Regions from separate parts of the Homo sapiens genome. Here region 2 is linked to region 1. A link is an interaction called in ENCODE POLR2A ChIA-PET data of the cell type or tissue named here. Cell type or tissue: PC-9. All regions are shown on one strand. Links, peaks and the distances in the headings refer to the core of each region. The heading gives the core; the rest is flanking DNA. Region 1 has its middle 44 kb from the start of LINC03099. Region 2 has its middle 22 kb from the start of BCOR.

Region 1 (15,540 bases), core at 4,916-7,415:
GGACCCTGTGGCCTTCCGCAGTGTTTGTGTCCCTGGGTACTTGAGATTAGGGAGTGGTGATGACTCTTAACGAGCATGCTGCCTTCAAGCATCTGTTTAACAAAGCACATCTTGCACCGCCCTTAATCCATTTAACCCTGAGTGGACACAGCACATGTTTCAGAGAGCACGGGGTTGGGGGTAAGGTTATAGATTAACAGCATCCCAAGGCAGAAGAATTTTTCTTAGTACAGAACAAAATGGAGTCTCCCATGTCTACTTCTTTCTACACAGACACAGTAACAATCTGATCTCTCTTTCTTTTCCCCACATTTCCCCCTTTTCTATTCGACAAAACTGCCATCGTCATCATGGCCTGTTCTCAATGAGCTGTTGGGTACACCTCCCAGACGGGGTGGCGGCTGGGCAGAGGGGCTCCTTACTTCCAAGACGGGGTGGCCAGGCAGAGGCGCTCCTCACCTCCCAGATGGGGCGGCGGTCGGGCAGAGACACTCCTCAGTTCCCAGACGGGGTCGCCGCCGGGCAGAGGCGCTCCCCACATCCCAGACGATGGGCGGCCGGGCAGAGACACTCCTCACTTCCTAGACGGGATGGCAGCCGGGAAGAGGTGCTCCTCACTTCCCAGACTGGGCGGCCGGTCAGAGGGGCTCCTCACATCCCAGACGATGGGCGGCCAGGCAGAGACGCTCCTCACTTCCCAGACGGGGTGGCGGCCGGGCAGAGGCTGCAATCTCAGCACTTTGGGAGGCCAAGGCAGGCGGCTGGGAGGTGGAGGTTGTAGCCAGCCGAGATCACGCCACTGCACTCCAGCCTGGGCACCATTGAGCACTGAGTGAACGAGACTCCGTCTGCAATCCTGGCACCTCGGGAGGCCGAGGCAGGCAGATCACTCGCAGTCAGGAGTTGGAGACCAGCCCGGCCAACACGGCAAAACCCCGTCTCCACCAAAAACTGCAAAAACCAGTCAGGTGTGGCGGCGTGCGCCTGCAATCCCAGGCACTCTGCAGGCTGAGGCAGGAGAATCAGGCAGGGAGGTTGCAGTGAGTGGAGATGGCAGCAGTACAGTCCAGCCTTGGCTTTCACAACTTTGGTGGCATCAGAGGGAGACTGGGGAGAGGGAGAGGGAGACGAGGGAGAGGGAGAGGGGGAGGGGGAGAGGGAGAGGATTTATTTATTTTTTTGAGACAGATTCTTGCTCTGTCACCCAGGCTGGAGTGCAATGGTGTGGTCTCAGCTCACCACAACCTCCACCTCCCGGGTTCAAGCCATTTTCGTGCCTCAGCCTCCCGAGTAGCTGGGACTACAGGTGTGCTACCATGTCTGGCTAACTTTTTCTTTTTCTTTTTTTTTTTTTTTTCCCAGTAGAGACGGGGTTTCACCACGTTGGCCAGGCTGGTCTTGAACTCCTGACCTCAGGTGATCTGCCCACCTTGGCCTCCCAAAGTGCTGGGATTACAGGCGTGAGCCACCGCATCCAGCCTCAGGCAGCCATCTTGAATTCTGAGGTGGCACAGAATGGTCAAATACCCACAGAGAAGAAACCTGGGTCCTTGAGTATCAGGTGAATGCTCAGGCCCTAACCCAGACCTACTGAATCAGAACCTCTAGAAATGTGGCCTAGACATTTATGTTTTAACAAGCCCATGGTGATTCTGATGCACTTTACAGTTTAAGAACCATCGCCTTAGAATTTTTTTTTTTTTTTTGAGACAGGGTCTCCCTCTGTCACCCAGGCTGGAGAGCAGTGCTGTCATCACAGCTCACTGTAACCTCAAAGTTGCAGGCTTAAGTGATCCTCCTGTCTCAGCCTCCTGAGTAGCTGGGACCACAGGTATATGCCACCATGCTGGGCTAATTTTTAAAAATTTTTGAGGCTGGACGCGATGGCTCACACCTGTAATCCCAGCACCTTGGGAGGCTGAGGCGGGTGGATCACCTGAGGTTAGGAGTTTAGGACCAGCCTGGCCAACGTGGTGAAACCCTGTCTCTAGTAAAAAATACAAAAATTAGCCAGGCGTGGGTGGCGGGTGCCTGTAGTCCCAGCTACTCAGGAGGCTGAGACAAGTGAATCGCTTTAACCCTGAAGGTGGAGGTTGCAGTGAGCCAAGATCACGCCATTGCACTCCAGCCTGGGTGACAAGAGTGAAACTTTGTCTCAAAAAAAAAAAATTTTTTTTTGTTGGACAGAGTCTCATTATGTTGCCCAGGCTGGTCTCAAACTCCTGAGATCAAGTGATCGTCCCACCTCGGCCTCCCACAGTGCCCAGCCTGCACTAGACTATTATTTTCCCATTAAGGTATTTTTTCAATAATTTTCTCCCAAAATCTATTAAGAAAAAGTATTGAGAACAAGGACACCATAACATTCCTTTGTTTTTTCTTCTACTTATTTTCTCCCATCAGGTTTAAGGGGAGATGCTGTCAACATCAATAAAATTATAAAAACATGTAAGTTATGTATGGGTGAGGCCAGGAATCATTAAAACATCAAATTTAGGACGAGCAAGAGACACACTGGTACTCCAAGCTAAGAACATCTGAGAATAAATCAAGTTGAGTACAAGGAGGACAGTGTGATGGTGAATTGTATGTCAACTTGACTGGGCCATGGGGTGCCCAGATATTTGGTGAAACCATAGCTAGGGGGGAGGTCTGTGAGTGTATGTTTCTGGATGATACATTTGAATGGGTAAACTGAGTCAAGCATATGGCCCCCCCCAATGTGGGTGGACCTCATTGAGTCAACTCAAGACCTGAATAGAACACAAAGGGTGTCTAAGAGGGAGCTTCACCGGCCTGACCGCCTGAGCAAAGACATCAGCCTTCTCCTACCCTCCCACTACACCATGAGCTCTTCTGGTTGTCAGGCCTTCAGACTCAGACTGGAACTGCACTACTGGCTTTCTTAGGTCTCCAGCTTGCAGTTGGCAGATCATAGGACTTCTTAGATTCTACAGTTGCGTGAGTCAATTCCTTATAATCTCCATCTCTCTCTCTGTATGTATGTATATATCTCAAATTGGTTCTTCTGAGAACCCGTACTAACACAGACAGGAAGGCAGTGTGGCAAAGAGCAAAGACCCAGGGAGCCCTGTATTTGAATTCTGGTTTTATCACTAACTACTTATGATATTGCTTAACCTTTTGAATCTCACTTTCTTCATTAGTAAAATGGAGCTAACCCTACCTTCTTTTCTAAGATTTTGACAAGACTAAAAGAGATAATGTTTGTAGAACACTTTACACAGGTTTTTAAATTTTTTTTTTAAATTTTAAATTTTTTGGAGACAGGGTCTCATTCTGTCACCCAGGCTGGAGTGCAGTGGGGCAATCATAGCTCACTGCAACCTTGACCTCCTGGGCTCAATTGATCCTCCCTCCTCAGCCTCCCGTGTAGCTGGGACCATAAGTGTGCACCACCATACCTGGCTAATTTTTTATTTTTATTATTTGGAGAGACAAGGTCTCACTTTGTTGCCCAGGCTGGCCTCAAACTCCCGGGCTCAAGTGATCCTCCTGCCTCAGCCTCCCAAAGTGCTGGGATTGCAGGAGTCAGCCACTGTACCCAGCTGATGATGGATATTCTTATGGTGGTGATGATAAGACCAGATCCATAGTGAATGAATATGGGAAGGAAAGACATATCCTGAATCTTTTTATTATTTTATTTATTTTTGATTAAGCGTACATTTGTTAGTAGTGCCCATCTACTTGGTTGTTGTAAAAATTGGGTGAGATCACTCAGTATAGTGATTGGTGAGATCACTTAATAGAATAAGCACTCATTTAATGGTACCTGCTCTAAACATGATCATCGTTACTACCATCATTATTATTACCTACCTGTCATATGCTGTTTAATCTTCACATAAGACACAATGATCAGGGAGTTCCCAGTCACAACATTACTAAGTGGCAGAATTTGAACCTGAGACCATTTGTCTCCAAAGTGCATGTTCTCCTTAGCTGAATCACTGAATTGTTTTAGATGTTGGTTCTTGGTTGGCATCTTTCTCAAAAGCCATGGGTAGGAGAGTCCATAATCTGTCTGACCTACTACCTTTGTTATTATTATGCATCATTGTATACTTATAGCGATGATGGGGGTGTGGTAGTCAGTCTCCAAGATGACCCCAGTGAGTCTTGTCTCCTGTCCTTGTGCAATCCCTTTTGACTCTGAATCAAGAAGCTATACTGAATCTATTGTGACCAACAGACTCCTGCAGATGTGCTGGTGTGTGACTTTTGTGGTAAGTTATAAAAAGCATTGAAGCTTTCACTTTGTTCTTGGATTGCTTGCTCTGGGGGAAGCCAGCTGCCATGTTGTTAGGGCACTCAAGCAGTCCTGTGGAAAGGCCCACAAGGGAGAAGAACCAACTTACCAGAAAAAAAAAAAAAATTAGCTGGGCATAGTGGCGTGCGCCTGTGGTCCCTGCTACTCATGCTACTCGGGAGACTGGGGCAGTAGGATCACTGGGGCCCAGGAGTTCAAGGCTGCAGTGAGCTATGATTGCACCACTGCACTCCAGCCTGGGCTGTTGACAGAGTGAGACCCCAGCTCTTAAAAAAAATGTTTAGGCTGGGCGCGGTGGCTCACGCCTGTAATCCTAGCAATTTGGGCGGCCGAGGCGGGTGGATCACGAGGTCAGGATATCGAGACCATCCTGGCTAACACGGTGAAACCCCGTCTCTACTAAAAATACAAAAAATTAGCCGGGCATGGTGGCAGTTGCCTGTAGTCCCAGCTATTCAGGAGGCTGAGGCAGGAGAATGGCGCGAACCCGGGAGGTGGAGCTCGCAGTGAGCCGAGATAGCGCCACTGCACTCCAGCCTGGGCGACAGAGTGAGACTCCATCTCAAAAAAAAAAAAAAGTTTATACATTGTAATTGGTTGATATATATGTCTCTTCAGTCTCTCTTTTTCTTTTCTTTTCTTTTTTTTTGTGACAGAGTCTCGCTCTGTCGCCCAGGCTGGAGTGCAGTGGCGTGATCTCGGCTCACTGCGAGCTCCACCTCCCGGGTTCACGCCTTTCTCCTGCCTCAGCCTCCCGAGTAGCTGGGACTACAGGTGCCCGCCACCGTGCCTGGCTAATTTTTTGTATTTTTAGTAGACGGGGTTTCACCATGTTAGCCAGGATGGTCTCAATCTCCTGAAAGTGCTGGGATTACAGGCGTGAACCACGGCGCCCGGCCTCTTTTTTTTTTTTTTTTTTTTTTTTTGAGACAGAGTCTCATTCTGTCACCCAGTCTGGAGTGCAGTGGTGTCATCTTGGCTCACTGCAACCTCCATCTCCTGGGTTCAGGTTATCCTCCTGCCTCAGCCTCCCTAGTAGCTGGGACTACAGGTGCATGCCATCACACCTAGTTAGTTCTTGTATTTTTAGTAGAGAGGGGGGTTTCACCATGTTGGCCAGGCTGGTCTTGAACTCCTGACCTCAGGCGATCCACCCTCCTCAGTCTCCCAAAGTGCTGTGATTACAGGCATCAGCCACCATGCCTGGCCCTCTTCAGTCTCTTCTAATCACTGCATTTTTCCTCCCTCACACCCAGCCAAGTGAGTGAGCCACCACAGAAATGTATCATCCAGCATCTCAGCTTCAACTCCTCCAGCTGAAGCCCCAAACATTGTGAGCAGAGACAATCCATCCCTGCTGTACCTTATCTGAATTCCTGACCTACAGAAATAAAGAGATAGAATACATTGTTACTGTTGGTTTATGCCACTACATTTTTGGGCAACTTGTTATGCAGCATTAGATAACTAATATGGGGGTGGGTGAGTTCTGTCAGAGTTGTCACAGCTGAGTGTGTTCACAGAAGTTAGTGGCAAGCCTAGAGGGCACATGTCTCACAGCCTCCAGGCAGACAGAAGAAGTCACTAAAGAATCATCTGGCCGGGCGGTGGGTCACACCTGTAATCCCAGCACTTTGGGAGACCGAGGTGAGTGGATCACTGGAGATCAGGAGTTTGAGACCAGCATGGCCAACATAGTGAAACCCCATCTGTACTAAAAATACAAAAATTAGCCGGGCGTGGTGGTGGGCATCTGTAGTCCCAGCTACTCGGGAAGCTGAGGCAGGAGAATTGCTTGAACCTGGGAGGCGGAGGTTGCGGTGAGCTAAGATCGCGCCACTGCACTCTAGCCTGGGTGACAGAGCGAGAATCCATCTCAAACAAAACAAAACAACAAAAAAAGAATAATCTATTTCCCTTGAATAAGTTCCCATTACCATGTTACTTAAGCTTACTTTTAAAAATCTAAGTATTACACAAGATTTTAAGATATTGTCTACAGCCTTGGCAACATAGTGAGACCCTGTCTCTACAAAAGAAAAAAAATGAAAAAATTAGTTGGGCATGGTGGCATGTGCCTGTATTCCCAGCTACTTGGGAGACTGAGGCAGAGGATCACTGAAGCCCAGGAGTCCGGGGCTGTAGTGAGCCATGATTGCGCCACTGCACTCCGGCCTGGGCAGCAGAGTGAGACTTTGTCTAAAAAAAAAAAAAAAGTGATTGTCTAAATAAGAAAACCTAAAGATACTTGAGAACTAATTTGTAATTAAGTTGTAGCCTCAGGAGACCAAAGCCCTAGATTTGTATTTGTATCAGTTAGGATTAGTTTGGGATACAAGGGACTGGAAACTCCGAATAACAGGGCTTTAGAAAGAGAGTTTATTTCTTTCTTTCTAAAGAGAAGTCCAGAGTAGGCAGCCCAAAGCTGGTAGGGTGGCTTCAAAAAGTTGTCAGAGACTCAAACTCCTTCAGTCACGTGGCTCTGACATTCTCAGCAGGGGCTGTAGCTCATGACCCAAGATGGTTGCAGAACTCCAGTTATTGCACTTGCATTCCAGCCAGCATGAAGGAGGAAGGGATAAAAAAGGATGCACAGGATCTTCATTTAAGGACACTTTCTGGAAATTGCACCTGAAGTTTTTGCTTGCATCCCATTGGCCAGAATTTAGTCTCATGGCCACACCCTGGCATTTAGAGTCTCACTAGGCTATTGGCTGGAGGCTGTCCTTAGCTCCTTGAGGCCACGTGGGATTTCCCCACATGGCTGCTTGCTACCTCAAAGCCAGCTAAGGAGAGAGAGACTCCATCTCTCCCAAGGATGCAAGGGACGTGGGGAAGTATAGTCTTTGCTTCAACAGCTTTCTTTCTTCCTTCTTTTCTTTTCTGAGCTTTGTCGCCCAGACTGGAGTGCAGGGACATGATCTCAGCTCGCTGCAGCCTCAACTTCTTGGGCTCAGGTGATTCTCCCACCTCAGCCTCCTGTGTAGCTGGGACACAGGCATGTGCCACCACATCGTGCTACTTTTTAAAATTTTTTTGTAGAGATGGGGTCTCATTTTGTTGCCCAGGCTGGTCTCGAACTCCTGGGCTCAAGCGATCCTCCCACTTTGGCCTCCCAAACTGCTGGGATTATAGACACAAGCCCCCACGCCCGGTCGACAGCTATGTTTCTAGAATGGATACTGGGGGACTCGGAGTTCATACTCCCACATTATATCAGTAGGGATTAGTTTCAACTGTGCATGATTGAAAACCCTAAATAACAATGGCTTAAACGAGATAGAAATCTAGTCACATAAAAGTCTGAGGAAGGCAATCCAAGACTGATATGGTAGCTCTTCTTTATGCAATGCTTCCAGATTCAGACATTTTCTACATCCTTCTAGGAATCTGTGGTGCGTGTCCTCCATTCCTAAGGTCATCCTATGGTTCAGTGGTTAAACATGCTGCTCAGGCTCCAGCCAGGACTTGCTACATAAATTGTGGGGCCTGGTGCAGAATGAAAATGCAGAGCCCCTTGTTTAAAAGATTATTAAAGCCGGGCGAGGTGGCTCATGCCTGTAATCCCAGCACTTTGGGAGGCCGAGGTGGGTGGGTTACCCGAGGTCAGGAGTTCAAGACCAGCCTGGCCAACATGGTGAAACCCCCCCTCTCTACTAAAAATACAAAAAATAGCCGGGCATGGTGGTACATGCCTGTAATCCCAGCTACTCCGGGGGCTGAGGCAGGAGAATCACTTGAACCCAGGAGGCAGAGGTTGCAGTGAGCCAAGATCGCGCCATTGCACTCCAGCCTGGGCGAGAGAGTGAGACTGTCTCAAAAAAAAAAAAATCATTAAGAATTTCAGGCTGGGTGCGGTGGCTCACACCTGTAATCCCAGCACTTTGGGAGGCTGAGGCGGGCAGATCACGAGGTCAGGAGATCGAGACCATCCTGGCTAACACGGTGAAATCCCGTGTTTACTAAAAGTACAAAAAAAATTAGCCAGGCATGGTGGCGGGTGCCTGTAGTCCCAGCTACTCGGGAGGCTGAGGCAGGAGAATGGCATGAACCCGGGAGGCAGAGCTTGCAGTGAGCCGAGATCGTGCCACTGCATTCCAGCCTGGGCAACAGAGCGAAACTCTGTCTCAAAAAAAAAAAAAAAAGAATTTCAGTACAGTAGCAGAGCTTTCAACCAAACACAGGGACCTTTTGAGTGTGGTGCCCTGTGTGGCTTATGCACCCACGTAGTTGGCCCTGTCATTCCAGCCAGGAAGGAGAAAGGAACTAAGATCACTGTGGCAGTAGCACGTGGCTACAGGCCACATCTTGCAGAGCACCTTCTGTGGAAACAAAGGGAAAATACACTCACTGCTATTGTTTTTGCCTATGCAGCTTCCATTCCCCCTCCCTTTGGTAACAGTACCTCTTCCCTTTCTTCATCACTGCACAACAAATACTCTAAAACTTAGTGGCATATAATAACCAAAATACCAACTGATGAATTCTGACGGTCAGGAATTTGGCAAAGGCTTGGAGGGGAGAGTTTGGTTCTTTCCCATGATGTCTGGGACTTCAGCTGAGAGAAGTCGAACAGCTGGGCCTGCAGGATCTGCTTCCAAGATGGTGTCTTCCTTCCTGGCTAAAGGTCCGACTCAGCTGTGACTTTTTTTTTTTTTTTTTTTGAGACAGAATCTCACTCTATCACTCAGGCTGGAGTACAGTGGTGTGATCACAGCTCACTGCAACCTCCACCTCCCAGGTTCAAGCAATCCTCCCACTTCAACTTCCTGAGTAGCTGGGATTACAGGTGTCCGCCACTGCACCCAGCTAAGTTTTTGTATTTTTTGTAGAGATGGGGGAGGGGGTGGTCTCTTCATGTTGCCCAGGCTGGTCTCAAACTCCTGGGCTCAAGCAATCCACCTGCCTCAGCCTCCCAAAGTGCTGGGATTACAGGCGTGAGCCACAGCGCCTAGCCTCAGCTGTGACCACTGACCAGAGCACCTGCATGTGCCTTCGTCAGGAGGGCAGTCTCATCAGGTCTTCATCAGGAGGGCTAGAAGGACATATTCGTTTCCCAGGGCTGCTGTAACAAAGTACCACAAACTGGGTGGCTTCAAACAACAAAAATTGATTCCCTCACAGTTCTGGCAGCTTGAAGTCCGAAATCAAGGTGTCAGCGGGGCCATACTCCCTCCAAAGCCTCTAAGGGAGGATCTTTCTTTACCTCTTTCTGCTTCTGGTAGTCCCAGGCATTCCTTGGCTTGTGGCAGCATCACTCCATTCTCTGCTTTCATCTTTGGATGGCATTCTCTCTGCAGCACATGACATTCTCTCTCTCTCTGTCTCTCTGTGTGTGTGTGTGTGTCTGCATGCAAATTGCCCTGTTCTTATGAGGACACTAGTCATATTGGATTAACGGCCCACCTTACGCCAGTGTAACCTGGTCTTAGCTGGTCCCAGCTGTACCTGTACCCACTGTTTCTTTTTCTTTCTTTCTTTTTCTTTTCTTTTCTTTTTTTTTTTTTTTTGAGACAGAGTCTGCTCTGTCACCCAGGCTAGAGTGCAGTAGCACGATCTCAGTTCACTGCAACCTCTGCCTCCCAGGTTCAAGCACTTCTCCTGCCTCAGCCTCTCGAGTAGCTGGGACTACAGGCACGTGCCACCATGCCCGGCTAATTTTTGTATTTCTAGTAAAGACAGTGTTCTGCCATGAGGTCCGGGCTGGTCTCGGACTCCTGACCTCAGGTGATAGGCCCACCTGGGTCTCCCAAAGTGCTGGGGTTACAGATGTGAGCCAGTGAGCCTGGCCTACCCACTCTATTTCTAAGTGAGTTCACATTCTGAGGATTAAGACCTCACTATATCTTTTAGTAGGGCACAATTCAACCCATAACAAAGGAGTTCTTACTTAGGACTGCAAGAGAGTAAGTGTCCCTCCAAACAAGGCAGAATCTGTATGGCCTTTTCTTACCCAGCTTTGGAGCTCTGCTGTTGGTGGAAGCAGTCAGAATTCCATCCATCAGGGGCAGGTGTCCTAGCTTGCTCCTGCTGCCGTAACACAATACCACAGGCTGGGTGGCTTAAGCAACAGATAGTAATTTTGTCACAGTTCTGGAAGCTAGAAGTCCAAGGTCAAGGCGCTGTCAGGATTGGTTTCTGATGAGGCCTCTCTTCCTGGCTTATAGATGGCCGCCTTCTCACTGTGTCGCCATACGGCCTTTCCTGTGTCGCCACACGGCCTTTCCTGTGTGCATGCAGAGAGAGATCTCTCTGGTGTCCTCCTCTTCTCATAAGGACACCAGTCTTATTGGATTAGGGCCCCATCCTATGACCTCATTTAACCTTAAATTATCTCCTTAAAGGCCCTATCTCCAAATATAACCACACTGGGAGTTAGGGCTTCAACATATAAATTTGAGGGAGTTGTGCAAATCAGTCCATAGCAGCAGGGGCCATAGACCTGACCTCTTGATGGCAGAGGTGTTAAAGAATTTGGGCCGTATTTTACAACTGTCGTGGTCCCTTAATTTTCCTCTAGGAAACCATCCTTCCCCCCTTCAATCCACATGCTTTGATCAGAGCTTATTTCTATTCTACCTCTCAGAGTGAGCTATGTATCCTGGTTGGTCAATTAAAGTATCACATTCCCATGGCCACAGTGATAGTTTCTGAGATGGGTATGTGACCTTGATTGGTTCAGTTGCCCACAACAGACACAATTCCAGTTAGTTTAAATAGTGTATCAGTTGCCTATTGCAGCATAAGAGATCACTCCCAAAACTCACTGGCCTAAAACAACCACCATTTATTTAGCTCATGGTTCTGCTTGGACTGCACCAGGCTGGGTAGATCTCAGCTGGTCTTATTCATGTGGCTCTGTGTAATTGGCAGGTTGGTTGGGACTGGCTAGTCCCAGATGGCCTCACTCACATATCTGGAGGTTGGTTGGCTAGCAGCTGGGGTGACTATGCCATGCGTCTCTCATCTTCCAGCAGGCTAGCTCTGGCATATTCACACATTAGTAGTGTTCCAAGAATGGCAAGTGCGCAAGCCCCTATGCACAAGCACTTTTCAAGGCTCTACTTTGGTCACTTTATTAATACTTTGTTTACCAAAGGAAGTCTCATGGCCCACACAGATTTAAAGGGTGGTGGTGGAGGATTTGATAGACAGATGTTTAGAGTGCTCCATGATTCCCCTCCTGGAATTCATGCCCATACATAAACTTCTCTCCTTCAGTGTGGACACAACCTGTGACTTGCTTCTAAGCAATAGAATACGGCAAAGGTGATGGGATGTAGGTGATTATGTGGCTACATTATAAAAAAGTGTAGCACCATCTTGGTGCAGTCTCTCACTCCTTTGCAGGTTTTGAGAAAGCAAGCAGCCATGTTGGTAAATTCCATGTGGCCTCAAGGAGCTTCAGGGCAGCCTCCAGACAACAGCTGCAAGAAACTGAAGTCTGGCTGGGCACCGTGGCTCATGCCTATAAACTCAGCACTTTGGGAGGCCAAGGCAGGAGGGGAGATCACTTCAGCCCAGGAGTTTGAGAGCAGCTTTGGCAACATAAGGAGACCCCGCCTCTACAAAAAGTTTAAAAATTAGCCAGGTGTGGTTGTGCACACCTGTACTTCCAGCTACGGAGGAAGCTGAGGTGTGAGGATCACTTGGGCCTAGGAGGCCCACTGCAGTCCAGCCTGGATGACAGAGTGAGACCCTGAGAAGGAAGGAAAGAAGGAAGGAAGGAAGGAAGGAAGGAAGGAAGGAAGGAAGGAAGGAAGGAAGGAAGGAAGGAAGGAAAGAAGGAAAGAAGGAAAGAAGGAAGGAAGGAAGGAAGGAAAAGAGAGAGGAGGGGAAGAGAGGGAGAGAGAGAAAGAGAGAGAGAGGGAGAGAGAAAGAGAGAAAGAAAAAGAAAGAGAGAAAGGAAAAGAAAGAGAGAAAGAAAAAGAAAGAAAGAAAAAGAAAGAAAGAAGGAAAGAAAGCAAGCCCTACAACCATGAGGAACTGAAATCTGCCAACAACCAATGATCTTGGAAGCAGATCCTTCCCCAGTCAAGCCTCAGATGAAAACACAGCCCCAGCCAACATCTTAACTGCAGCTTTGTGAGACTCTAGGCAGAGGCCTCATCTGAGCTGTGCCCAGATCCCTTAACCACAGAAATGTAGGTTGTTCTAAGCTGTTAAGTTTGTGGCCATATTGTTACACAGCAACAGATAACTAATACAGAGGGCAAGACTCTGTGGCTATTTTTGTTATGTGAGTCGATTATTACGTTGTCTGTACTTTATGGATTAGTAGGCTTGGGCTGCCATAACAAAATACCACAGACTGGGTAGTTAAGCAACAGATATATGTTTTCTCATAGTTCTGGGGCTGAACATATAAGATCTATGTCCTGGCAGGGTTGGTGTCTGTGAGGCCTCTCTTCCTGGTTTGTAAACGGCTTCCTTCTTTATGTATCCTCACATGGCCTTTCCTGTCTGTGAGTTTGGAGAGAGACAGCTCTGTAGTGCCTCTTCCTCTTCTTAAGGACACCAGTCCTTTTGGATTAGGGCCCCACTCATAACCTCATTTCATCTTTTTTTTTTTTTTTTTTTTTTTTGAGACGGAGTCTTGCCCTGTCGCCCAGGCTGGAGTGCAATGGCACCACCTCAGCTCACTGCAACCTCCGCCTCCTGGGTTCAAATGATTCTCCTGCCTCAGCCTCCCGAGTAGCTGGGATTACAGGCGCCTGCCACCAAGCCCAGCTAATTTTTGTATTTTTAGTAGAGACAGGGTTTCACTATATTGGCCAGGCTGGTCTTGAACTCCTGACCTTGTGATCTGCCTGCTTTGGCCTCTCAAAGTGTTGGGATTACGGGCGTGAGCCACCACGCCCGGCCAGCCTCATTTCATCTCAATTACTTCCCTAAAGGCCCTGTCTCCAAATGCAGTCACATTGGGGTTAGGGTTTTAACCTCTGAATTTTGGAGTGACATAGTTCAGTCCATAATGAAGTACTTCAGTGTAGATTGTGCGATATGTATGTATATTTTTGTTGTTTTAATGTATACTGTAGAAGAGGTGAGTTAACACTAAAATATCCTAATGAAGAATGCTTAGTTAGCATCTGAAAAGCTCAAATCAGAAATCCACACTTCAAAGACAGCTACCAGAAGCACATTAGCTACCTAAATCTATACCATAGGGTTGCCAGGCATGGCAGCTCATGCCAATAATCCTAGCTACTCAGGAGGCTGAGAGGCAGGGGGGTCTCTTGAGGCCAAGAGTTCAAGACCAGCCTGGGCAACATAGCAAGACCCCATCTCTCAAATACACAAATAGATAAATCTATGCCAGTAGGTTCACCAAATAGCATAAAGAATGTTAGAAATAGGCTGGGTGCGGAGGCTCACGTCTGTAATCCCAGCACTTTGGGAGGTCAAAGCGGGTGGATCACGAGGTTGGGAGATAGAGACCATCCTGGCTAACACGGTGAAAACCTCTCTCTACTAAAAAAAAAATACAAAAAATTAGCCGGATGTGGTGGCACGTGCCTGTAGTCCCAGCTACTCAGGAGGCTGAGGCAGGAGAATTGCTTGAACCTGGGAGACGGAGGTTGCAGTGAGCCGAGATTATACCACTGCACTCCAGCCCGGCAACAGAGCGAGACTCTGTCTCCAAAAAAAAAAAAAAAAAAAGAATGTTAGAAATAAATATTCATTGATAAAACAAGTGGCATTCAAGACATGGGGATTGACTTAAAATACTGTACTACCACGTCTGCAATTATCAGAAGCAGATCTATGAATCTAGCACACCAAACACTCTCAGGAGTCATGTTCCAGGCCACAGATTTTGTTTACTCCTTTGGCCTGCCATCCAACAGAAGACATTGAACCTGTTCTAACTGGAGGGTTAGTTGAATCCTGCTACTTAAATATTGTCACATCTATGCCCAGTGTACCTTTCATGCAAGGTACTTGTTGGCATGCCTAAGGGCAGAGACTTGGCACTTCACTAAGTTACAAGAGCATATTGCATGACTGTTTTTGTGCCAGTTTGTAAGAAATGTTATTACGTGTGACTGCTAATGCTGTTGGAGGCTGGCTATAATTTTTTTTTTTTATTTTTAACTTTTTTTTTTTTTAGAGACAAGGTCTCACTCTGTTGTGTAGGCGTGATCATAGTTCACTGCAGCCTCAACTTCCTGTGCTCAAACAATCCTCCTGCCTCAGCCTCCCAAGTAGGTGGGACCACAGATGCATGCCACCACATACAGCTTTTTTTTTTTTTTTTGAGACAGGGTCTCACTCTGTAGCTCAGGCTGGAATGCAGTGGTGCAATCATGGCTCACTGCAGCGTCAATCTCCCCAGCTCAAGTGATTCTCCCATTTCAGCTTCCCGAGTAGCTGGGACTGTAGGCACATGCTACCACACCCGGGTAATTTTTTTATTATAATTTTTGTATTTTTTCGTAGAGATGGGGTTTCGCCATGTTGCCCAGGCTGGTCTCAAACCCCTGGACTTAAGTGATCCGCCCACCTTGGCCTCCCAAAGTGCTGGGACTACAGGCGTGAGCCACCATGCCCAGCCTTGGTTATGATCTTTTGAAAAATGATTTTTAACATAACACCTGGCAGTGAGGTTGTGAAGGACAGGACAAATAGCCCTTACCTTGCTCTAGACCAGGGGCTCTTAACCTGAGGTTCAAGGATAGAATTCATGGGGCAAAATGACATCTTCATTTTTACTAGCCTCTAAGTGAAATTTGGCATTTCCTTCTATTACAAGTGTAGGCAACAAACCACAGTAGTATTAGCAGTACCTGTGAATTTGTCCCTGATCAAAATCATATTCCTGGCCAGGTGTGGGGGCTCACGTCTGTAACCCCAGCACTAAGGGAGGTCGAGGCGAGTGGATCACTTGAGATCAGGAGTTCGAGACCAGCCTGGCAAACTGGTGAAACCCTGTCTCTACTAAAAATACAAAAAAAATTAGCTGGGCGTGGTGGTGCACTTATAATCCTAGCTACTTGGGAGACTGAGGCAGGATAATCGCTTGAACCTGGGAGGCAGAGGTTGCAGTGAGCCAAGATCTCACCACTGCACTCCAGCCTGGGCGACAGAGCAAGACTCCGTCTCAAAAAAAAAAAAAAAAAGAAATATCATTTATGCTCATCAACACTATGAAATGACTGTAGTTATTAGACCAGCTATAGGATTTTGTTATTGAACGATTTAATAAAACAGCACCTATCTTTCTAATATATCACAACTTTTTT
Region 2 (15,540 bases), core at 7,752-10,251, 95 kb before region 1:
ATGGTCCTAATCACTTTGCCACACTGCCTCGTTGGCATGTGTCTCGAACTCCTGACCTCAAGTAATCCACCCGCCTCTGCCTCCTAAAGTGCTGGGATTACAAGTGTAGCACCGCGCCCAGCCACAACTGAATTCTAAAAAGAGGAATTAATTTACAAATATTTGGGGGCATTTAATAAATGCCAGGCCTTGTAGCGGGTGCTAGGGAAACAGTGGTGAGCAGGACAAATGTCTCTTAGATAGAGAAGAGCTTTTCCTTTAGAACCTGCTCTTTGCTTTAACTCCCTTCCCCATCACAGAAAATGGCTCACCCACTCAGGTGCTTAAAGCAGAATCCTAGGGGGCCATTTTTGACCCATTTTCATTCATCTCCCCCTCACCTTCCTCCAGTCCACTGGCAAAGCTAACCCATTCTACTTCCAAATAGTCTATCTAGTAAGCCTACTTCTTCCCATTTTCCTACATCCACCTGAGGCCAGGCCACCATCTTGGGCCTGGATTATTATACAGGATGATTATTCTAGCAATCTCTGTGCTGCCACTTTTGCTATCCTCCAGTCCACCCGCAACGTGGCAGCTAGAAAGATCTTATTTATTTATTTATTTATTTATTTATTTATTTATTTTGAGACAGGATCAAGACCTCATCTCCACTTAAAAAAAAAGAGTAGTCAAGTGTGGTGGTGCACGCCTGTAGTCCCAGCTACTCAGGAGGCTGAGGTGGGAGGATTGCTTAACCCTGGAAGGTCCAGACTGCAGTGAGCCATGATTGCACCATTGCACTCCAGCCTGGGTGACAGAGGGAGACCATGTCTCAAAAAAAAAAAAAAAGTGTTGAATGTCACTACCCCACTAGTTCCCACTGCACTTAGAACAAAATCTAAATGCCTTAACAAGGCCACTTCATTGCTTGCCAGTGTTTAGCTCACCCTCTGAAGGCCAACCACACAGGCCTGCTATCAGCTCCTGAATAGGCTCTGCGGGTTGGTCCCTGGGAGGTCACCTCCCTCAGCAAGACCGTATCGTCCATAATGGTACAGTGTATCATCACCAGGTGCTAAGCTTGCATCAGTGTGCAGCGATGTACATATATCCATAATGTTCTCAGAATTTTGTTTCTGGCTGTATGTGCCCAGTGCCTAGCATGGTGCTCACCACATATTGATGAAAAAAAAATCTGATAAACAATAAATGAAGTATTGCATGCCTAATACTTTTTTTTTCTTTCTTTCTTTCTTTTTTTTTTGAGATAGAGTCTCACTCTGTTACCCAGGCTGGAATGCAGCAGCACGATCTCAGCTCACTGCAATCTCTGCCACCCGGGTTCAAGTGATTCTGCTGCCTTGGTCTCCTGAGTAGCTGGGATTACAGGTGTGTGCCACCAAGCCTGGCTACTTTTTGTGTTTTTAGTAGAGACAGGGTTTCACCATGTTGGCCAGGCTGGTCTCGAACTCCTGACCTCAGGTGATCTGCCCACCTCAGCCTCCCAAAGTGCGTGAGCCACTGTAGCCAGCCACTTAATACATTTTTGCTAACTGAATCGGTATTCTATATCCTGGCTAGAGAAGAAACCAGGTTCAAGAGAACAAGACAGTTGTGGAGAGGGTGCTATAGGAAAGGGGGTACCTGGACTGGTGGGGAGTGGCTCTGTAGTTCTGGTGAGGATTGGGGCAGAAGAAATTAGGAAAGTGAAGCATAAGGCTGGGGGAGACACTGTCTTTTGGGGAGGCCCGTGGGAGTATGGGACACCTGTGTACAGGTCTCTGTCGGCTGGAGGAGCCAAGTGACCTGGTGTGCATGCTGGTGGGGAGGCCTTGGGAGTCCTGTCCTTAACTAAGTCCTGCAGAATATCATCCCCAGGAGATGAGAAAGCCAAAAGGAAGACAAAACCCAAACCAGAGCCTTCTTAGAGTACTTTGCCTATTGCCAATCATTTGGTCCTTAACTTAGTGGCAGAAGATTGAGACTGTCTTTCTCCTTGAGACCCTAAGAAACCAGAAGTGTAGGTTCTTCTCACAGCTGACCCTGGGCAATTGGAGTTCTCTGAATTCCATGCCATTTGACCTCTAACAGTAACTGTGTCCCTGCGCTGTTTTTGATAGCAAAGCAAGTCTTTTAACAATGAATAATTCCTATGTGATAAAAATAGCTACTGTTTATTAAGGACCTTTGTTCATTTCAGTTACTTTATCAGGTACTTTTCCAAGTTATCTCACTCACACCCCAAAATAACCCTATGGCTTAGGTATTACCATTCACTTTTTTTTTTTTTTTTTTTTTGAGTTGGAGTCTCACTGTGTCGCCCAGGCTGGAGTGCAGTGGTGAGATCTCGGCTCACTGCACGCTCCACCTCCCGGGTTCATGCCATTCTCCTGCCTCAGCCTCTCATGTAGCTGGGACTACAGTCACCTGCCACCACGCCCGACTAATTTTTTGTATTTTTAGTAGAGACGGGGTTTCATTGTGTTAGCCAGGATGGTCTCAATCTCTTGACCTTGTGATCTGCCCACCTCGGCCTCCCAAAGTGCTGGGATTACAGGCGTGAGCCACTGCGCCAAAACACATGGCTAATCTAGGAGAGTGTGGCTACGGGGATTCTACCTGACTCCAAACCTAGGCTCTTTCCCATAGGGTATATTGTTTGTCTGTCATGCATATGCACTGTTTCCCCAAACCTTTAACTATTTCTGGGACCAGATCCTACATAGCTTCTGCAATTGCATCCTTCTGGGCCCATCCTGGCAACTCGCCAACTGCAGTAAGTATCATAAAAGGAGTTTCTTTCTTTCTGGGATCAGCAGGCCTCAGCTCATCTGTTGTGTTCACCATGGGAACCTAAGAATTGATCATCTGAATGAAGAGTTGCCTTCCTTCCAGGTAAGCCTTGAAAAAGTGTGGGGCCGGCCTGGGCTCGGTGGCTCACGCCTGTAATCCCAGCACTTTGGGAGGTGGAAGTAGGCGGATCGCTTGAGGTCAGGAGTTCAAGACCAGCCTAGCCAACATGGCGTAAACCTCGCCTCTACTAAAAATAAAAAAATTAGCTGGGTGTGGTGGTGCACGCCTGTGATCCCAGCTATTCAGGAGGCTGAAGCACAAGAATCGCTTGAACCCAGGAGGCGGAAACTCTAGTGAGCCGAGATCGCACCACTGCACTCCAGCCTGGGTGACAGAGTGTGACTGTGTCTCAAAAAAAAAAAAAAAAGTGTGGGGCCAAGATGTTCAAGGGAAGGACTTCCTCCCCAGAACAAATAGATTCTGTTTGAAAAATACCTGTACCTCCACCAATACTAAATTATGGCTCAATGTCTGGCGAGATTATAAGCTACCTTGCCCTTTCATATTCCTGGGCAACACTTTTCCCCGTTTTGAGCTTCCATAAAGACTACTCTTGTCCTTACCATGGGAAAAGGTAGTTCACGAAGGGATAACATGGGAAGAACTCATCACACAGCTCTTCTGAAGCAGAAGAGCTCTTGGGATTTGAGGAAAAGAGAGTCACTAATGTTCTTCAGCTCCTAGAAGAACAATAGCTAGAATTTATTAAGGGCTTTCTATCTGCCAGGCACAGTTCTAAACATTTTATACACATTAATAATCTCATGTCATATAGAAAACTGTCCTATATGGCTGGGCGCGGTGGCTCACGCCTGTAATCCCAGTGCTTTGGGAGGCCGAGGCGGGTGGATCACGAGGTCAGGAGATCGAGACCATCCTGGCTAACACCGTGAAACCCCGTCTCTACTAAAAATACAAAAAATTAGCCATGTGTGGTGGTGGGCGCCTGTAGTCCCAGCTACTCGGGAGGCTGAGGCAGCAGAATGGTGTGAAACCAGGAGGCAGAGCTTGCAGTGAGCTGAGATAGCGCCACTGCACTCCAGCCTGGGCAACGGTGCAAGACTCTGTCTCAAAAAAAAAAAACTGTCCTATAATAAAGGTACTATTATTATTCCCATTTCAGATGGGGAAACTGAGGCTTAGAGGATAATTAATTTGCCTGCTTGCCTGGAAGCTCACTGCCCATTCCCAAAGCCCAGACTTATTCATGCCGTCACAGCCCCTGCCATCACGGTGCAACACTAGCAACTAAATTTCGGACTTTCCAGGCACCTGTGGTCAGCTTCATTACTCTGCCAATTGCACAAGTTCATGCTAATTGGGTGCTTTATTTGGATCTGAAGGCAGTGGCCTTACTGCATCCTGGCATGCAAATGATGTCCCCTGAGGACACGATGGGCAATGAATTTGTCCTGCAGGTCCCTGTGAGAGGCCTTTTCTCTTCTGTAGCTTCCTAAGCAGAAGCTATGGATGATCCACAGACAGAAGGTGGTCATCTCTAACCTGTCCTGTGACAAAGCATGCTGGTCAGCCAGTGGATGCCCCCATCGGTTCCATGCCAGTGGCTGCACCGGGACCCCTGCTTGCAGGCACAGGGAACCCGGAGGAGAGAAGATCAGTTTCCAAGATAATTTAGGTTCAGTCTTTCTTCAAACCAGCCATTGTCCTCTGCTCTAGATCTGACACCGATGATTAATGCGCCTCGTATTTGAGTATTTCTTCTTTTCGGCTTCTTCCTTGCTTTGGGTTTTATTTTCCAGCTGCTGCCAGAGTTTCTCCTCAGAAGAGAGTAAATACAGACTGGAGCATTGCCCTTGGTGTTGCCCTGAAAGCGTCCCAGGTGTCAGATCGCACTGGGCCATTCCTGGAGTAGGTGATGTTACTGTTTAGAGTTCAGTGCTAACCCACCACCTCCACCAATCGAGACCTAAGCCGTTAATTATTCTGAAAATACCAAAAATAAAGATTGCAGGGAAGGCAATTAATAGGATCATACGGTCTATTCCTCATTTGTAATTACATATTATTATTTTTCTCCCTACTTTGTTCCAATAATGATTTAAGGCTGCTTCCAAAGATACACAAAACCCAGCAAAGATAAATAGAAGAAGTGGAATATGAATTATAATGTCATGCCTGCTCACAACATCTCTGCCCCATTCCACATAATAGAAGTGAATTCATAACGCCTTTCAAAAATGAGGTAATTCAGCTATTTTGGTGGCAACACTAGGCTCTTTGTAAAGTGAAAGGGTGGTACACGATCATGGAAAAACCATGGAGGGGACACTCGATCCCCTTTCTAATGCTTGCTTTCTTGGTGTGTGACCTTGGGCAAGTCGCTCACCCTCTCTGGACTTCAGCTTCTGAAACTCTCAAATGTCTCTGCCAATCCCTGAGGCTTCCTCCTCTTTCTGACGTCCAAGGGCACCATCAAGAAGGCAGAGGCCAGTACTACTGCCCTCTGGCATGAGGCTTCCTAGAACTACTATTCGAGAGATAGTTTCCCAGGAAGTATACTATGCTCGCACTCTTTCTCTCTCTCTCTCTCTCTCTCCACCCCCCCCACCCCTTTTCCTCCCTCCCTATCTGTCTTCTCTCTAACACACCACAGGCACAGAGAAGTCTTTCTGGATGACTGAGATAATAGAACTGAAATTGTCTCCTCCCCCAAGGCAAGGACCCCCCCTTTCAGGAAAGTGACTTTAAGGGTAGCACTGAGGGGATCTTTTTGGGAGGCGGGGAGTCACAACCCTTCTGACCTTTCTGTCCTCCCCTCAGGTGTGAGCTTTCACTTTCTTTCCTCTTCTTGCAGTTCAAGACATTCTTTTATTTATTTTATTTATTTTTTTCTGAGACAGAGTTTTGCTCTTATCCCCCAGGCTGTTGTGCAGTGGCGCGATCTCAGCTCACTGCAACCTCCGCCTCCCAGGTTCAAGTGACTCTCCTGCCTCAGCCTCCTGAGTAGCTGGGATTACAGGCGCCCACCGCCGCACCTGGCTAATTTTTTTTTGTATTTTTAGTAGAGATGGGGTTTTGCCATGTTATCCAGGCTGGTCTCGAACTCCTGACCTCAGGTGATCCACCCGTCTCGGCCTCCCAAAGTGCTGGAATTATAGGTGTGAGCCACTGTGCCCAGCCCAAGACATTCTTACAACCTGGCCGACTCTAGATCCAGTCTTATCTTCCCTTCACCCCCTCTTAACCGCATCTTCCACTTTTGTATCCAGGCAGCATCTAACACAATGCTTAGCATGTCATTTGCTTAAAACACCAATGCTGTCCTCTGCCCCACACAAAGTCTCCACTGACCCCCTAGTTCCTCTACTGAGTATTCCACAGGCTACAGGGGCCTCCTGAGACTGGGCCCTGATCCCTTGCCTCAGGTGGGAGGCTGCTTGGGAGACTCTGTTTTTGTTGTTGTTGAGACGGAGGCTCGCTCTGTTGCCCAGGCTAGAGTGCAGTAGTGCGATCTTGGCTCACTGCAATCTCTGCCTCCTGGGTTGAAGCCATTCTCCTGCCTCAGCCTCCCGAGTAGCTGGGATTACAGGCATGCGCCACCACGCCCAGCTAATTTTTGTATTTTTAGTAGAGACAGGGTTTTGCCATGTTGGCCAGGCTGGTCTCAAACTCCTCAGCTCAGGTGATCTGCCCACCTTGGCCTCCCGAAGTGCTGGGATTACAGGCATGAGCCATCACCCTTGGCCTGAGACTCTGTTTTTTAAGATGCAAGCACACACAACACCTTGCAAATGAAAAGAAGCCAGCCTCAAAAGAATATGCACAATAGGATTCCATTTACATCTAGTTTGGGTGTTGTTTTTTTTTTTTTTTTTGGTGGTGGTGCCGGTGGGGGGTGGACAGGGTCTCACTCTGTCACCTAGGCTAAAGTGCAGTGGCGCTTTGCCTATGTCAAGTTTTAAAGTGGGCAAAGGTTTTAATCTGAGTTGTTATAAGTCAGGATGGGCCAGGTGCAGTGGCTTGCTCCTGTAATCCCAGCACTTTAGGAGGCAGAGGTGGGTGGATCGCTTGAGCCCAGGAGTTCAAGCCCTGCCTGGGCAACATGGTGAAACCCCATCTCTACACAAACTACAAAAATAAGCTGGGTGTGGTGGGCGTGCTGTAGTCTCAGCTACTCAGGAGGCTGAGGCCGCAGTGAGCTGTGATCACAGCACTGCACTCCAGCCTGGGTGACAGAGTGAGACTCTGTCTCATTAAAAAAAAGAAGAGGAGTCAAGATGGAGTTATCCTTGGAGATGGGGAGCACAGTGGGACTCCTTGGGGGCTGGGAACACTGCAGGTTGATCTGGAAGCTGGTTACATGGGTGTGTTAAAATTCATCAAGCTGTACTCTCAGGATTTGTACACTTTTCTGTCTGTGTGCTGTACTTCCAGAAAATAAAAAATAGAAACTAAAAAAAAATAATAAACCAGGGAGGAATCAGTTTTAAAACTGCAATCACACTCTGGGCAGATGACCTGATAGCAGGAGTGTGGGGTTGCTCTGAGCCAAGTTGGGGGGTTGGGGGAGGGCAGTGTGCTGCTTCTAGAGACAGCAAGGAAGCAAATTTTGTTAATAAAATCACGTGAATAGAAGCAAACTTACTGCTCCACAGTTGGGGCGGGGGGAGGAGCGGGGTGAGAGTGATGCGCCAGGCAGATGTGCCGTATTGGAGGCTTGGCAGCACTTCATCATGGCAGCCCTAGGCATGGCCCAGGCTTCCAGAGTGAAAGCGTGGAGTTGGCAGCATTAACGGGTTGCCTAGGCCCCCACCCTGTCTTCCTCACCTTCTCTGCAGGAACTTCCACTCCAGCCTAAATTGGGTTTTCCGCTATGCCCGGAGCAGACACAGCCTTTCCCCATTGTGGCCCATGCATGTTCCCTGCAGGAATGCCCCTTCTCTCTTCCTCCCCTTAAAACTGCTTCTTCTCCCTGGTCCCCACCAACCACCTGGTTATACATTCCAGAAACCTGAGAATCACCCTTGACCTCTCCAATCCCTTCACTCCCCAAACCGACCCTTCACCAAATCCGTTTTCTTTTCTCTGCGCAGTTTTAGGAGTCCATCCATTTCCCCCACATCCAGCGCCCTGCACTGCCTAGCACAGCTTCTCACCTACGCCATGGCAATGGCCTCCTCACTGGGCCCCCTCCTCTGGCTCCTACCCCTCTGCAGTCCATGGCCCCCACAGCAGCCACCAGCCACAACCACACCCGCAAATAACCACTGCTGCTGGGTGCCAGGTGCTGCTCCAGGCTCCCGACACACCCCAGGAAACAAAACAAATACCTGTCCTCGGGGTACTTGTATTCCAGAAGGAGAGAGATGGGCGATAAGCAATAAAGGTAAGAGGTCACAAAATTACCATGGATGGTGGACAGTGATGTATGCCATGGAAAGAAAAGTGGGAGCAGGAAAGAAGCACCTGGAAGGCAGGGTGTGGGGAGAAGGATTTGCAGGATTAAGGTGCTCAGGGGAGGTCTCTTGGGAAAGTGAGATGTGAGCAAAGACTCAACGGAGCCGGGGGAGCAAGCCAAGATTTCTGAGGTGAGAGTTTTGCAGGCAGAGGCAAAGCCAGTGCAAAGGCCCTGTGGTAGGAGACTGCCTGCTGTGTTTAAGGAACAACCAGGATTCTAGGGTGGCCAGATTGCAAAAGAGGAAGAATGATCAGACAGGTAAAAGGGGGGCGGGGGTTGATCCTGCAGCCAGAGCGAGGGTGCTCCAGTGGCTTTCACTATTGAGATAAAGATGGAAGCCCTCAGCCACCCTACTGGGCCCTGCCCCTCAGACCTTGGCTCTGGGCTTCTGTTTCCAGCCCCTTCCCACATCCAGCCGTTGCCACCGGGAGCTGGCTTAGATTTGCGATCCCTCCACCCGCTTCACTTAGTCATTCACAACTCTGTTCAAACAGCACTTCCTCCAAGATACCTTCCCCAAACAGTCATCCAGACCAGTTTAGTGGCTCAGCCTCACCCTCTCAAACCACCCTGCCCTTCCTCTACGCCACAGGCCTCCCCAGTGCACAGCCATCTAGCGTTAAGGCTATAATTACTTCATTTGGTTCATTGCAAATTTGGCAGTTGTTTACTCTGTGCCAAGCACTGTCCTGGGTGCCAGGGCACCGTGGAGAACAGGACTGACAAGGTCCTTATCCTATGGGAGATGGACCATAAACAGAGCAAATAAGGTAACTTTAGATGATGACATGTGCCACACAGAAGATGAAACAGAGCAGTGTGGCTGAGAGTAGTGGGAGGGAAGGCAGTGTTAGCCAGGATGGCTTGGGAGGCCTCTTTGAAAAATTGAGCTGAGAAGGAACCAGCTGCATGAGTATGGGGGAAAGAGAGTTTCAGGTAGCCGAGCAACAAGTGCACAGGCCCTGAAGGAGGACCAACCTTGGACCACCTGAGGAAGAGAAGGACAGCCCACATGGCTGGAGCAGAATGGGCTCTCTCTCTCCAGCTGGAAACGGTGCTGCACACGATTCCAGATCCTCTCTGGTCTCTTTGTCATCGCATCCATCCCTTGGGCTTGCTGACCGTTGAAGCTCATGGCATTCATTGAATGAAGGTGTAGCCATCTCATTTCTGCCCAAACTTCGATCCTGCTTTCTCCATGAACTCTTCCCAGCCACTTCCAGCCCTCCAAGAACAGTCTCTCCTCTATACAAAAACCTCAGAGCCCTCACTTGAGATCTGGGGCTGGTCTACTTGGGGCCGGACACCCCTGGAAATGCTGTGAAAATGGTGGCCCTCGTGCACATGTCCACTTTGCCAGGGGTACATGCATCAGAGTCCCAGAGGGCCTCAGACACCCAAAATGTTGACGAAACAGGACTCCCAAACCCCTCACTCTGCAGATGAGGAAACTGAGGGCTAGAGGGTAGAATGTGTACCCTGGGCCTACCTGACTTTCTGTCAGGCTGCCAGCTGCCAGGCCACAAGAACTACCCCATCTGGCTGTGGGAAGCCAGCCTGGGGTCCCTTGTTGGCACTTGGTGTCTCGGAGACTGTTCCCTTCTGCATGGTTGTCCTTGTTTTGATCTGTTAACGCACAGTAAGTACCCCATGGTAGGTCAATGTCTTCCCTTCTCAGATTATTCCTTGAGGGCACGATCAGGTGGTTGGTTTTCTTTAATGTTATTTTACTCCTTACTTTGTGTCTGCACAATTCCTGCTGAGGGACTCCACAAGTACTGGCTGCCCAGTCGGCTCCTTCTTCCCATGCCCCAAGGACCATGGAAGCCGCCACTCGGGGCGTTAACTGGCTTGTGGTCAGGCCTGTGACTGGATATTCTTAGCAGCCTTCGGTCACCCATCCCGAAAATTTAAACTCCCCGGTCACTGGGGCTTAGATCTCTCCCCGCCAAGGGAGAGATGTTTTCTATAATATTTTCAGGCAGTCAGCTCAGTACAGAGCCGAGTGTGCTTTTGCCATCAAAGGCTTAAGCTTTGGGGGCAAGGCCGAGCATCACACTGTCGCTACCCACCACTGCCCCGGGCCTGCCTGACGAGCGGGACTGTTTGGAACTGCTTAGCATGATGGAAGCTTTTGGCCACATCAGAGCCGTTATCACATCTGACCTCGTTCCTGGGCCCTGGGGCAGCTCGGAGGCCTGGGAGTCTCGGGCACTTACTGGCCTTCCTGTAGAGATGTCCACTGTGGGTCAAATGGCAACTTAAAAACAGGCATGGGGATTAGAGATCTCCATTTGGGCCATTTCCTTAACCTGCTAGGTGAATTCCCCTTCTAAATGCAACTGTTTCTCTCACTTTCAAGGAGATACCATATTCGGCTTGCCATCAAGCTCTGTGTGCAGTGGCAGGGAGTGAGAACAAGGATTGAGAAGGGGTCTTAGGGACCCTCCAACAGAGCAATATGGAGGGGAGGGTGGTGTATAGTCAGTAGGGGTACAGCAGTCACTTAAGCACACTTTTTTTTTTTGAGACAGTTTCACTCTTGTCACCCAGACTGGAGTGCAATGGTGCGGCCTCGGCTCACTGCAACCTCCGCCTCCCGGGTTCAAGCGATTCTCCTGCCTCAGCCTCCCGAGTAGCTGGGATTACAGGCATGCATCACCATGCCCGGCTAAGTTTTTTGTATTTTTAGTAGAGACGGGGTTTCACCATATTGTCCAGGCTGATATGGAACTCCTGACCTTGTGATCCGCCCGCCTCGGCCTCCCAAAGTGCTGGGATTACAGGTGTGAGCCACCGCGCCCGGCCTTCTTTTTTTCTTCCACACTTTCTGATTTCTCTTGGGGTGGCTACATCTGCAGCTGTGTTTTTCCTCCATTTATCTGGCTCTGGAAGTGCAAGAGCACAGACTGGGAGGAGACGTGGGCTAGGGGAAGAGAAGGTTTCCTGGTTGTGTGTGTGTGTGTGTGTGTGTGTGCACGCGCGCACGCATAAGAGGGTTCAGAGGAAGCAGAAATGTTTCCTCTCTCCCAGCACTACCATTCCACCAATCCATAGCAAGCAAAACTCAGGCTGAATGTTCAAACCCCATGCTTTTAAGGATGCCACATGGTGAGAAAGGGCCACCATGTAATGAATCCTGGGAAAAGGCCAGGGCCCTTGGGAGCGGGAGAATGAGCACCAGAGAAGCTGATAGGAGAAACCTTCAGAATCCCCACTGGCCTCTTTGCAACTTTGGGAATTGAGAGAACTCAGGGGAATATGGTGAACTACGGACTTAAGCGGACCATAAAGATTTTGAACTATTGGTCAGGCAGGGTGGCTCATGCCTATAATCCCAGTGCTTTGGGAGGCTGAAGCAGGAGGATCGCTTGAGGTCAAGAGTTCACAACCAGCCTGGGAAACATAGCAAGACCCCATCTCTATATACATTTTTTTTTTTCTTTGAGACAGCATCTCACTCTGTCACCCAGGCTGGAGTGCAGTGGCACGATCTTGGCTCACTACAACCTTCACCTCCTGGGCTCAAGCAATCCTCCCGCCTCAGCCTCCCAAGTAGCTGAGACTACAGGCATGCATCACCATGCCTGGCTAATTTTCTTATTTTTTGTAGAGACGGGATTTTGTCATGTTGTCTGAAACTCCTGGGCTCGAGTGATCCGCCCACATCGGCTTCCCAAAGTGCTGGGATTACACACGTGAGCCACGGCACCTAGCCCTTACAATTTTTTAAAAAGGTTTTAAAATCAATTCTATTCCACAAACACTTCTTTTTGAGAGGGGGGTCTCACTCTGTCACCCAGGCTGGAATTCAGTGGCGAGATCATGGCCCACTGCAGACTTGACCTCCCGGGCTCAACCAATCCTCCCACCTCAGTCTCCCGAGTCGCTGGGACTACAGGCACACACCACCACCACCTGGCTAATTTTTTGGTATTTTTTGTATTTTCTCAAATTCCTGGGTTCAAGTGATCCACCTGCTTCAGCCTCCCAAAGTGCTAGGATTACAGGGCCACTGTGACTGGCCCACAAACCCTTCTGAAACACCCCTTACATATATGTACAGAGCTATGAAAATAAGTAAGACATACCCTTAAGGGAGGCCGCCCTGGGAAAGACATTCTAGGCATCTTGTGGGGAGTGTTGGGTCAGACAGAGGATGGAGGGGTGTGTGTGGCGTCGGGGGGGCGGGTTGGGGAGGAGGGCATAAAAGCACACGTGGCCAGCCTGCTTTGTCCTGTTCTGGAAGGCCATCCAGTCTGCTCAAGGGCAGCTGAACAAGTGGGAAGAGAGGTGGCAAAGGCAGATGAGGTGGTCCCTGCAGCCTGCTATGTGCCAGGAAGTGATGCATTGGGGCAGCAGCTCCAGCAGCTGCCTGGAGAAGGTGGTTGATTATGGGAGAAATTGACTGTGGAGTCTCACTCTGTCACCCAGGCTGGAGTGCAGTGGCGAGATCTCAGCTCAAGTCAACCTTTGTCTCCTGGATTCAAGTGATTCTCCCGCCTCAGCCTCCCTAGTAGCTGGGACTACAGGTGCACACCACCACGCCTGGCTAATTTTTGTATTTTTACTAGAGACGGGGTTTCACCATGTTGGCCAGGCTGGTCTTGAACTCTTGACCTCAAGTGATCCATCTGCCTCGACCTCCCAAAGTGCTGTGATTACAGGCATGAGCCACCACATCTGGACCTCTTCAGTCTCTTCTAATCACTACATTTTTCCTCCCTCACGCCCAACCAAGTGAGTGAGCCACCATGGAAATGTATCATCCAGCATCCCAGCTTCAACTCCTCCACCTGAAGCCCCAAACATTGTGAGCAGAGACAATCCATCCCTGCTGTACTTTATCTGAATTCCTGACCCACAGAAATCAAGAGATAGAATACATTGTTATTGTTGGTTTATGCCACTACATTTTTGGGCAACTTGTTATGCAGCATTAGATAACTAATATGGGGGTGGGTGAGTTCCCTCAGAGCTGTCACAGCTGAGTGTGTTCACAGAAGTTAATGGCAAGCCTAGAGGGCACATGTCTCACAGCCTCCAGGCAGACAGAAGAAGTCACTAAAGAATCATCTGGGAGTCGGCCAGGCGCGGTGGCTCACGCCTGTAATCCCAGCACTTTGGGAGGCCGAGGCGGGCGGATCACGAGGTCGAGAGATTGAGACCATCCTGGCCAACATGGTGAAACCCCGTCTCTACTAAAAAAAAAAATACAAAAATTAGCTGGGCGTGGTGGTGCGTGCCTGTAGTCCCAGCTACTCGGGAGGCTGAGGCAGGAGAATCGCTTGAACCTGGGAGGCGGAGGTTGCAGTGAGCCAAGATCGTGCCACTGCACTCCAGCCTGGCGACAGAGCGAGACTCCGTCTCAAAAAAAAAAAAAAAAAAGAATCATCTGGGGCTGGGTGGTGGCTCACACCTGTAATCCCAGCAGTTTGGGAGGCCAAGGTGGGCGGATCACCTGAGGTCGGGAGATCGAGACCAGCCTGGCTAACAGAGTGAAACCCCACTTCTACTAAAAATACAAAAAATTAGCTGGGTATGGTGGTGCATGCCTGTAATCCCAGCTACTTGGGTGCCTAAGGCAGGAGAATCGTTTGAACCTGGGAGGCAGAGGTTGCAGTGAGCCGAGATCGTGCCATTGCACTCCAGCTCGGGCAACAAGGCAAAATTCCGTCAAAAAAAAAAAAAAAGAAAAGAAAAGAAAAAAAACCACGAAAACAACAACAAAAAAGAATCATCTGGCTGGGCACAGTGGCTCGCACTTTGGGAGGCCAAGGTGGGCAGATGGCTTGAGCCCAAGAGTTTGAGACCAGCCTGGTCAACATGGCGAAACCCTGTCTCTACTGAAAATACAAAAATTAGCCGGGTATGGTGGCGTGCGCCTGTGGTCCCAGCTACCCAGGAGGCTGAGATGGGAGGATTGCTTGAGCCTGAGAGGTGGAGGTTGCAGCGAGCTGAGATGGCACCACTGCACTCCAGCCTGTCTCAAAGAAAAAGAAAAAAAAAAAAAAGAGGAGGTTAGGACACACACACACACACACATTGGGAAGAACATGTGAAGACACAACAAAGAAGGTGGCCATCTTCAAGCCAAGGAGAGAGATCTCAGAAGGAACCAACCCTGCTGACAACTTGTTCTTGGACTTGCAGCCTCCAGAACAGTAAGACAATATATTTCAGTTGTTTGAGTCACCCAGTGTATGTTACTTTGTTATGGCAGCCCCAGCAGACTAATCTAGGGTGGAATCTCCATCTCTTCCTCGAGGATCTGAGTTGGCATCATGACTTGCTCTGACCAATAGAATGCACCAGAAGTGACACTGTGTGACTTCTGAGGAGAAGCCTTAAGAGACTTTGTAGCTTCCTGCTTCACCCTCTCAGGCAGTTCTGAGGCTGCCACGTAAGGAAGCCAGTCTCACATACTTGAGGATGTGAGGCCACAGGGAGAAGAGTGACAGTTCACTGCAGCTGACAGCTGGCACCAACTGCCACACTGTTCATGAGGCCATCTTGGATCTCCCCACAGCTGTTGGCTAGCTGACTGCAGCTGCATGAGTAAACCCAGATGTAACCAGCAGAGGAACAGCCCAGCCAACTTACCCAATTGTGATAGAAGAAGAAATTGTTGCTTTAAGCTACTATGGTTTAGAGTGTTTTGTTACATAGCAATAGCAAACTGATATATCTCATTGAAATATACTCTAGAAGAGTTTCCATCCAAAAGTCTTAGAAGCAAGTCTGTTGACTAGGCAGTGGCTCACACCTGTGATCCTAGAACTTTGGGAGGCTGAGGCAGGATAATCACTTGAGCCCAGGAGTTCGACACCAGCCTGGGCAACATAGTGAGACCCTGTCTTAAAAAAAAAAAATTAAAATCTGGCCAGGAGTGGTGGCTCTCACCTGCAGTCCCAGCTACTGAGGAGGCTGAGGTGGGAGGATCACTTAAGCCCAGGAATTTGATGCTGCAGTGAGCTATGATCATGCCACTGCGCTCCAGAGCAAAACCTTGTCTCAAAATAAATAAATAAATAAATAAATAAATAAATAAATAAATAAATAAATTTAAAAAAAAAAGGCAGCAAGAATACTGGGGAAGAGGCCGAGCGCTGTGGCTCACGCCTGTAATCCCAGCACTTTGGGAGGCCGAGGCGGACAGATCACGAGATCAGGAGTTCAAGACCAGCCTGGCCAATATGGTGAAACCCCATCTCTACTAAAAATACAAATATTAGCCGGGAGTGGTGGCATGCACCTGTAGTCCCAGCTACTTGGGTGCCTGAGGC

What was found. Peaks named below come from ENCODE experiments on the same cell type or tissue, not always from the same donor. Only the 100,000 strongest peaks of a DNase experiment are listed, where the experiment ranks them.
Region 2: POLR2A ChIA-PET joins it to region 1 with 5 read pairs; 3 of 35 experiments call an interaction of 5 or more read pairs at or near these places.

The regions. Positions count from the first base shown.
Region 1 is chrX:40,210,662-40,226,201 of GRCh38, forward strand. No RefSeq gene overlaps it. Among named protein-coding and RNA genes, the nearest start is that of LINC03099, 44 kb to the right of the region's middle. RefSeq lists an enhancer at 387-938. In PC-9, for the core only: no CTCF peak of the experiment used is centred there; no DNase peak of the experiment used is centred there.
Region 2 is chrX:40,112,591-40,128,130 of GRCh38, forward strand. It overlaps a transcript of BCOR not described here. Among named protein-coding and RNA genes, the nearest start is that of BCOR, 22 kb to the left of the region's middle. In PC-9, for the core only: no CTCF peak of the experiment used is centred there; a DNase peak (open chromatin) is centred at 8,831; H3K27ac peaks cover 1,699 bases.